Regions from separate parts of the Homo sapiens genome. Here region 2 is linked to region 1. A link is a contact called in ENCODE Hi-C data. All regions are on one chromosome and are shown on one strand. Each heading gives the region's core, a stretch centred on a gene start or an enhancer-like site at or near the end of the contact. The rest is flanking DNA. Distances are from core to core; before and after follow the strand shown. Region 1 holds the start of SH3BP4 (SH3 domain binding protein 4). Region 2 holds the start of GBX2-AS1 (GBX2 and ASB18 antisense RNA 1).

The links. A loop is a pair of places that touch in the nucleus more often than their neighbours do. Pooled maps may share reads with other maps.
Region 2: a loop to region 1 is called in a map with no recorded cell type, with 7 times the contacts of the local background. The contact joins the promoter of GBX2-AS1 here to the promoter of SH3BP4 in region 1. A Hi-C loop is called at or near these places in 3 of 37 single-sample maps with no recorded cell type and 7 of 50 pooled maps.

What each region holds. Positions count from the first base shown.
Region 1 is chr2:234,948,725-234,953,347 of GRCh38, reverse strand. SH3BP4 (SH3 domain binding protein 4) reads right to left here and starts at 1,331. Exons shown (of 6, transcript NM_014521.3): 1 at 1,178-1,331. It overlaps LOC105373938 (a long non-coding RNA gene), which reads right to left. Exons shown (of 7, transcript XR_007088132.1): 3 at 4,225-4,484; 4 at 3,563-3,762; 5 at 3,413-3,481; 6 at 1,997-2,750; 7 at 1,549-1,909. RefSeq lists an enhancer at 229-878.
Region 2 is chr2:236,164,473-236,168,949 of GRCh38, reverse strand. It overlaps GBX2-AS1 (GBX2 and ASB18 antisense RNA 1), which reads right to left and starts at 1,508. Exons shown (of 2, transcript NR_186035.1): 1 at 1,281-1,508. It overlaps GBX2 (gastrulation brain homeobox 2), which reads left to right and starts at 564. Exons shown (of 2, transcript NM_001485.4): 1 at 564-1,501; 2 at 2,513-3,714. The coding sequence starts at 979. The coding sequence ends at 3,036. RefSeq lists an enhancer at 1,433-2,385.

The sequences.
Region 1 (4,623 bases), core at 82-2,581:
AAGAATGGCTCCAGTTCTAACTTAATGTTCAAATCTGCCAGGCTGTGACAAGGCTGGTAAAAAATGTGGGATTGGGGATGGTTTCCTGTTTGCTGTTTATATTTCTCTTTATCTCTAGCTTTCTGTCCTGAGCATACATTGTTTCTGTAATCAGAACAAAAGTTATGCGAACTTTATTATTATCACGGATAAATTCTATAGTTCCAATCTGCCTACTAACTTGGAAAGAATAAGCAGGAATACAATCTCGCACAGTGTTCTTTTTCAGATCTCATCGATCCATCAGGCTCCACGACCCTCTGCTCGCTGAGTCCGGCGGCTCTCCCGCGGCTCCTCCCGCGCGGCATCTCTGGGCGCCCGACACCCGGTCAGGGCCAGCTGGGCCTGTCCCCAACCCCCGTCTACACCGCAGGCCCCGGGCTAGGAGCCGCGGGACCCAGGGTTGGGGTCCCAACTGACACCCGCCCGTGCCGCGGAGCGGGCTTCTCGGTAAACATCGCTCAGAGAACAACGCGCCTCTATCCCAGCCGGTCCCCGCCCGCGGGCCGCCGGCGCTGTCACCTCGCGGCTGCTCGGTCACCCGATCGCCAAGCCAGAAACCGGAGTTTTCAATTTCATCCTCACAGGAGGGATCTCCGAAGAAGTTGAAATATGCATTGTCACCAACAAGTTTAACCGGAGACCGCGCGTCCTTCCCTCCTCCCCAGCGCCGCTCGAGGGGGGCGCCCCGACCCCTCCACGCCCTCCCGTGGCCCCCACGGCCCCCGTGAGCCGAGCGCGCCCCCCGATTTGCGCCCGAGGACGCGTCCGGTTGCCCAGGGAGGCCACCCCGCAGGGCCGCCCGCCGGGAAGTGGCCAGAGCCGGGGTTGGGGGGCGGCCCGAGCGCACGCGGAGGGCTGCGGCTCGGCGCCCGGAACCCCGGGCCGGGTCCCTGCCCACCAGCACCAGGGAGACCCGAGCGCCCGGGGGAGCGGCGAGGGGCGCGCGAGGCTTCCCCGAAGCCGCCCCACGCCCAGGCACCCGCGCAGCCCCGAACTCAGGCGGCGGTGGCACGATCGGCGCCCGCGGCACGATCTGCGCCCGCAAGGGAGTGCAAAGCCCCCGAGCACGACCCCGCGCCCCCGCCGGCCCCCAGGGCCCTGCCGCCCGAGGCGCTCCCCGCCGCCGCCTGCCTACCTGGCTCGCATGGCGTCCCCGCCGGCTCCTGAGGCTCCGCTCGTCGGCCAGCGGCTCGGCCCAGCCGGGGGCGCGCGCGGCTCCGCGGGACTCACGGCGGCGGCGGCGGCGGTAGTGGCGAGGGGCCCGGACCGCCGAGAGTGCCGGGCGCGCTGGGCCCCCGCCTCGGCGGGCGGAGGGTGGTCCCGCGCCTGGGCGGGGGCGGGGGCGGGGGCGGGGGCGGGGGCGCGGGGGGCGGGGCCAGGACCGGAGCTGAGGCCGCGGAGGGGGTGGTCCCGCGCCGGGGCGGGGCTTCGGGAGAGGGGCGGGGCGGGGCGCGGCCGTCTGAGGCTGGCGAGCGTGGGGCGGGCTGGGGGTGGTGCCGCGGCTCCGGGTCCAGGCGGGTATCCAGTCTGGGCGCCTCCTCTTCTTCCTCCGCCCGGAGCCGGCCAGGGTAGCGGGGCCTTGGCCGCCCGGCATCCTCGGGTCTGGGTCCCCGGTACCGAGCAGGTCTGGGTGCTGGCCCGCGCTCCTGTGCCCCCCCGCACCCCCATCTCCCACCCCTTCTCCGGGAACCCCTAGCGAGGACCCCTGGGGCGGTGCGGTCCCCCCGCGAGCGGGCGTGGGCGAGGGTCGCGCCGCGTTCGGAGACGCTTTACTACACCTTGGCTGAGGACAGTGGAGGGAAGGCAGGCGCGAGGCTGCGGGGGCCGGAGCGAAAGTTACAAACTAACAACAGGGAAGGCAGTCCGGCTGAAAATCATAAAAGGAGGAGAGTTTCCTGCGAAGCGGAATGCAGATTGAAGGGCTCTGGTCGGAATCGTTTACACTTTGTCTGACCTGGGCGCCTCTGGGCCCCCGGCGCGTAAAACAGGCCTGGCACGTAGTAGGCGCTCCATCAATGCCCAGTGAGTGAACGCACCACTTAACTATGTGGCCAGCAACGTCTATGGACCGACACATCTAATCCTAAAAAAAAAAAAAAATCCCAATTTTGGCTAGTCCATTTCACACGAGTAAACTAGAGCTCGGAGGGTTGGTTCGCCACAGAGGAGAAGGGTAGAACCAGAATCTGAACCGAGGCCGACTCCAGAGGCTGGGGTCTAACCACTGCGCCACTGCCTGGGGCCCTCGGGACTGCGCCCACCCCCACCCCGGGAACCCGGAGCCCAGGAGAAAGCGCGGGTCTTTGCCGGGGAAGAAGCCAACATTTGTTGCTCCTGGTCCTGAGCGAGACACACACAGTCAGTCCTCACCATTAACCCCGAGGCAGATATTGTTATTGTCCCCGTTTTTATAGGTGGCTTGAGACGTGCAGCACTATGTTATGATCGCATGGGGCGTGCCAGAGTCTGAATTCAAACCGGGTATGTTCAGACTCCCGAGCCCCTGCGGCTGCCCCTAAGGCCTGCCGCTCCTGCCGTCTGGGAGACCTTCCTTTCCCTAAGGAATCTGGTTTTCTGCCACTCCATTTGAAGTCTGTGTTGAAGTTTCAGGAGACACAGGTGGACAGAGGCACCGACCTAGGGCTCGGGAGAAGGGTGGACATTGCTGTTCCGATTTTGGTGTCATCTGTGTGTAGATCATGGAATTCCTGAAAATGGATACGAGTATCCCTAAAATACATGCCGCAGATTTTGAAAGGAGGCAGTGAGGCGAAGGGGCAGGTGGAGGAAGCAGAGAAGCCTCCGAGCAGAGGAGAGTTTCTGGGTGGCTAGGAGGTCTGATTGGTGTAGGGATGTGTCTGGAGTGTGCTTGAATCTCTGGCAAGTTATCTCGCCTCTCTGTGACTCAGTTTCCTAAATGAGTGTAAAAATGAAAGGCAGCATGTAAAGTGCTCAGCAGACTGCCTGGCACACAGTAGCTTTCAGTAAGTTTTAGCTACTATTAGTACTGCTATCCCAAATGACATCCACACTGTGTTTTTTAAAAAATGCCTATAAAAACATTGAAAAAGACAAGCCAGTAGAAAATGGACAAAAGCTATGAAGGTAATTCCTGAAATGCCACAAATGGCTCAAAGCATGAAAAGCTCCTTGACTATACTAGTGAGGGAGCTAAGGCAAAACATACACACACAAAAAACAATCGAATAAGAAAACTCAAGGCCTGTCCAGGCAGCTCAGTTCACTGAGCAGAGAGGGAGAAAGATACCCTAAAAACCACAAAGAACAAAGTGCCATGGAAACGCAGAATAGAACATGAATAAACAAAGCATTACAGATTTCGCCTGGGGAAGCAGAGAGTGTGTCTTACGATGTCCACATATGTATGCGCAGTACTTGCTATAGTCATGCCTCAAGCATCCTCAAACCAGTCCACATCCTAGAGAGGAATTAACAGAGGTCAGAATGTTTAAACAAAGTGGTTAAAAAAAAAAAGAAAAAAAAAACAAGAACACATTACCTTATATTCTTACTACAGTAACTGGAATTCTTCTTCAGCTCCTATGAGCCAGGGAGACAACATTACTGGTTTAGATGTAAGTTGTTTATGAACTGTTTTCTTTTTGTATCCTGGAAGGCAGAAAGGTCTCTAGATGTTGCTTCCTGTTGAATGTGTGCTTTTTTTCCACCAGTTTTTGTTACTTGCTCTTCTAAAGGCCTCTGGATCAAAAGAAAAAAAAATGAGCTATTCATTCATAACATTCAATTATTCAATAAGCCTTTCCAGTGGGAACACATACAGCAAAATCAATAACTTGGGTTTTTATTTTTTTTTAGTACAGAGATAACACATTTGTTTCAAAGGATTAAAATGATTAGAGAAATGTGTAGAGTAAAAAGTAAGCATCGATCCTAAGTTCCTACCCTTTCCCAGATTCCATAGTTCACAGTGAATTATACTCTACCAGAGGTTTTCCCCAAGCGTTTGCACGCGTTGGGTGCGTGCATGTGTAGATGATACATATGTGCGTGATGTGTGTGGGTATATATACGTGGACATGCATCTATGTATAAAGACAGTGTGGTAGGTTCTAAAATCAGGCTGCCCAGCTTTGAATGCCAGACCCACCACTCACCTGCTGGGTGACATAAAGCAGGGCCACTCAGTACCAGTGTTCTCACCTTGAAGTGGGTACAGTGCTCCCCAGGATTAATGGAGGTGCTGCATGGAGACTGCTTAATGTAGTGCTGGGCGCACGGCACATTGTTTACAAATATAAGCTGTTACTATTCGTGTTTACACACACATATACGTTATTCTTTGTTTCACATTAATAAGTTGAAGACAGTGAAATTTGGATGTCTCAAAAGGACTCCACTTGGCAAATCTCTCGGTGAGCGCTGGCTCCTCTGTGTTGGGGTGTACTCAGCGGCTCTGTTGTCTAGGAAAGTAAGATGCACACAGATGAGCAGGGAAAGATTGGGGTAGGTTTGACAGTCAATGTGCTGCATCTGTTACTAACACCAGCAACAGTTCAATCACACCAAGCACCACCAATTCATTCCAAGGACTTCTCAGAA
Region 2 (4,477 bases), core at 259-2,758, 1.2 Mb before region 1:
CCCACCCGGTGCGCGGACCTACAGCGAGCAACCCGGCGGGTTTCTGGCGGCGGGCAGGCGCTGCCAGCTCCCAGCCTTCGCCCCGGGGGTGGCTCCGGAGGGGCAGGACCCTGCCCCCAACTCCAGGACCCTCGCCCGGACCCCAGGCGCAGCCGGAGCACCCAGCGCTGGAGTGAGCCGCAGGCAGGTTGGTTCCATGGCAAATACAGTAAAAGAAATAAAGCGCCCCCGGCCCAGCCGTGGGGGTGCGGGCCCCGGAGGCTACCCTTCGAGGTGGCCTCGACAAGGCTGCAGGGCCCCAAGGTCCGAGCCTTGGAGGTGCCATCCGCCCGTCTCAAGTTTGCGCGGCACGGGCTAGGCATGCAGGCTCCGGCTCCCCGGCCCGCGCGCTCCGACGGTGGCGCCCGCAGCCCGCTCGAGGCCAGCTTGGGTGGAAAGGGCGGGGCCCCGCTTTCGCCCCACCCCCGCCCCGCTCAGCCAATGGCCAGAGGCGCCCAGCCCCACGTGAGGCGAGCCGGGCCAGGCGGCAGGCAAAATGTGAATGAGAAAGAGGAGCGCGATTTAAAGGTGCTGGCTGCGCCCGCCGGAGATAAGTACGCCGGCTTCGCGCGCTCCCCAGCGGCCCGCGGGAGGCGACGGACGGCGGGACGGACGGACGGACGGCAGCTTACCGGGGCCGAGGGCCAAACCCGCGAAGCGCGCGGGCTCCGACGGGCAAGCGGCGGACGGGGGCTCCGGCGAGCCCTCGGGGCCCGGGCGCCCTCTCCACTCCGGGGCGCACGGCCTCACCCCGCACACCCCCTGCACCCGCCCGGCATGCAGCGGGCCCAGGACTGAGGGGCGGAGGCGTCTGCTCTCCGGGTCCCGCTCGGCCCCTGCCCGGCGCTCCCGGCGGTGCTCCCGGCGTCCGGCGGGCTTCCCGGCGGCGGCGCGGCGCGGGGACTTTTCGCCTCTCGCTGGCCTCTACCGAGCGCGTCTATGAGCGCAGCGTTCCCGCCGTCGCTGATGATGATGCAGCGCCCGCTGGGGAGTAGCACCGCCTTCAGCATAGACTCGCTGATCGGCAGCCCGCCGCAGCCCAGCCCCGGCCATTTCGTCTACACCGGCTACCCCATGTTCATGCCCTACCGGCCGGTAGTGCTGCCGCCGCCGCCGCCGCCGCCGCCCGCGCTGCCCCAGGCCGCGCTGCAGCCAGCGCTGCCGCCCGCACACCCTCACCACCAGATCCCCAGCCTGCCCACAGGCTTCTGCTCCAGCCTGGCGCAGGGCATGGCGCTCACCTCTACGCTCATGGCCACGCTCCCCGGCGGCTTCTCCGCGTCGCCCCAGCACCAGGAGGCGGCAGCGGCCCGCAAGTTCGCGCCGCAGCCGCTGCCCGGCGGCGGTAACTTCGACAAGGCGGAGGCGCTGCAGGCTGACGCGGAGGACGGCAAAGGCTTCCTGGCCAAAGAGGGCTCGCTGCTCGCCTTCTCCGCGGCCGAGACGGTGCAGGCTTCGCTCGGTGAGTCGGCGGCGCGCGCAGCCGGGACGAGGGGGCGGGAGGAGGCGGGGGCGGGCCAGCGCCGGGTTCCCGCGGGAGACCAAGGGGGCGAGGCCGCGCCCCCGCTCGACCCCCGCGGGAGGAGCTGGAGGATGAGGCCCGGCTGTGCCGCTGGGCCTCCGGGGGACATTCAGAGCCACCCAACAAGCGGGGTCTCGGGAGGGGGGGCGTTTAGCGCCCGGCGACCAGCTGCTGCCCTGGGCCACATATCTATCTGACGATGCGTTTGGCCGAGGCCGCCTCTGCCGCTCCGCGGTGACCTGGGGTTCCGGGTAGGTTGCAGCCTCTAGGGGAGACGGGTTGGGCTGCGCGTCTCAGCCGTGCGTGTGCCCAGGGGCGCCCAGACTTTTTAAACCCCTTCGCTGGTCTTGCTACTTGTCTGGGAGAAACGGACTGCTGGGAGGCTGTGCCTGTGTGTTTGTGTTGGGGGTGTCTGGTGGGAACTTATAAGGCCACAAAACATCCCTTTGACCAACGTTGTCTGTCTCAAAAAAGATGGTCTGGGATCTGCACGTCCCTACGCCTCCACTCCGGTTAGGAAGCAATTGAGGTTCACTACATTTTCATGGTGGCGGTGGGGGGAGGATGAATCGTGAATCCCCCCATCAGTCCTCAACCAGTCCCCACCCCAGGGACAAAGCGGGCAATCTCTTGGGCCTCGCGCCTCCTGCTACTTCTCCTGACGCTGCCGAGGCTGGGAGGGTGCGGGGGAGGCATGGCGGCCCTTTGAGTGATGGTTCTGGGCAAAGGGCCGTCGCCTGTACTGCCTCCTCTCCTTTGAGCTTTCTCACGCTCCCCCCACCCCTCCTCTACCCCTCAAAGGCCAGGAAATCACAATGTGTTAATGTCATAGAAAGACAATCCGCTAAAGGGTGGGGGGCGGGGGGCGCGGAATGTCCAAATGACGGTGGGAAGGAGAAAGGAAGGCCAGTGTGCGAAATGTAATAAAATGCCGTTTGGTTTTGCTTTCAGTCGGGGCTGTCCGAGGGCAAGGGAAAGACGAGTCAAAGGTGGAAGACGACCCGAAGGGCAAGGAGGAGAGCTTCTCGCTGGAGAGCGATGTGGACTACAGCTCGGATGACAATCTGACTGGCCAGGCAGCTCACAAGGAGGAAGACCCGGGCCACGCGCTGGAGGAGACCCCGCCGAGCAGCGGCGCCGCGGGCAGCACCACGTCTACGGGCAAGAACCGGCGGCGGCGGACTGCCTTCACCAGCGAGCAGCTGCTGGAGCTAGAGAAGGAGTTCCACTGCAAAAAGTACCTCTCCTTGACCGAGCGCTCGCAGATCGCCCACGCCCTCAAACTCAGCGAGGTGCAGGTGAAAATCTGGTTCCAGAACCGACGGGCCAAGTGGAAACGGGTGAAGGCAGGCAATGCCAATTCCAAGACAGGGGAGCCCTCCCGGAACCCTAAGATCGTCGTCCCCATCCCTGTCCACGTCAGCAGGTTCGCTATCAGAAGTCAGCATCAGCAGCTAGAACAGGCCCGGCCCTGAGGGTCCAGAAGGGCCAGGGCCTGGCACCCACCTGGAGAAGCCCCCGCACCCGAGGGAACCCATGGTGGACTCCACTGTGTTTGAAGCAACAAAGTCACAGCCCAGCTGTGGCCATCCCAAGCAAATTGAGAATATATTCACTAAATGGGCTTAAAAGACTGCTTTTGAAGGGGCTTACAGCCACACCAGAAGACACGCTAAATATTTATTATACTATCCTACTTTGTACATAAATATCTCTATAGACTGGATCTCAGCTGCAGTATTTTGAAAGTTATAGGACTTAATTACCCAGTAATTTCTCCACTCATTCCAGAAGAAAACAAAACCTCTGCTGTAATCTGCGCGGTTAGCAGCCACCTTTCCATACTTTTCCAAAGGTAAACGTGAAACCCAAGAACAAGCACTGGGGTTTAAACTGATTTTGGTTTGCGTTCTGGCTTTTTGAGTTGACTGAAAAGCAGACATTGTTAGGCAGCCTGGAAATTCGCTTTGCTTTGCTTTGCTTTTGCCTGGCTTTGGTTTCCCCTGGGGTTGCCTATCCTATCTGAGCCATGTGAAGCACGTCTCCGTTGTGTTAATTTATTTCAATGTAGCTTATTTTCTTATAAGTTATGACATTTAAACAATTTCAGTCTTGTGAATAATAAAAAGGAGAGAGGGGGGGAAAAAGACCAATCCCTGGGCCTCATAAGTGTGTCCAGAATTTGACCGTCCCGGGCACTGCCAGGGTGTGGCCGGGCAACTGGTCTGGGACCAGTACTGGAGAAACGTCCCCTGAAACAGGTCTCCTTAGGCATCCTGGACTTGAGCCACCCAGCACTTTGCCAGGTTTAAAATAGGAGGGCAAGAGGGCCGATAGGATTACGAATTTAAGAAAACCTAATTCTCACCTTAGAAATCTATCTCCCCCTTTTGCACAGCCTAATCGATACCTAGTAGGCCGGCAAACTTCGGCCAGAGGAGGAGGTGGGTGCCCGGAGGAGGCAAGCGAGTGCGGGTATTGGTGGCTTTGCACAAACTCCTGATGCTCCAAATCGACTACAGCCAGGGAGGAAACGTCTTTCCTTTACAAATATCTCCGGCCCGAAAAGAAGCGGTGCTCGCCTGCCGGCAGAGTGGAGGGTCCATAAATCAGGCTCCGGGCGTTATCTGGCGACAGGAGCAAAAACCCAGCGAGCCCAGCCGGCTTCCCGGCAGCCCTCAGTCGGAGGCGGAGGCTGGCTGGAGCGCCCCCGGCCCCGGCACCTCCCCCTCCGGGCGGGGTCGAGGGGGCGGGACCCGGGCACCGCCCCACCCCAAGGACGCCCCGGTAGTCCGCACCACAAAGGGGGAAAACGGGAGAGGCTACGCAGGGGAGCTGGGAGTCGGTCTGCAAGGGACGGGGAGCTGCGCGCCTCCCCATCTCGGTGGGGCGTGCCTGGTCCCCAAGCCCACTCCT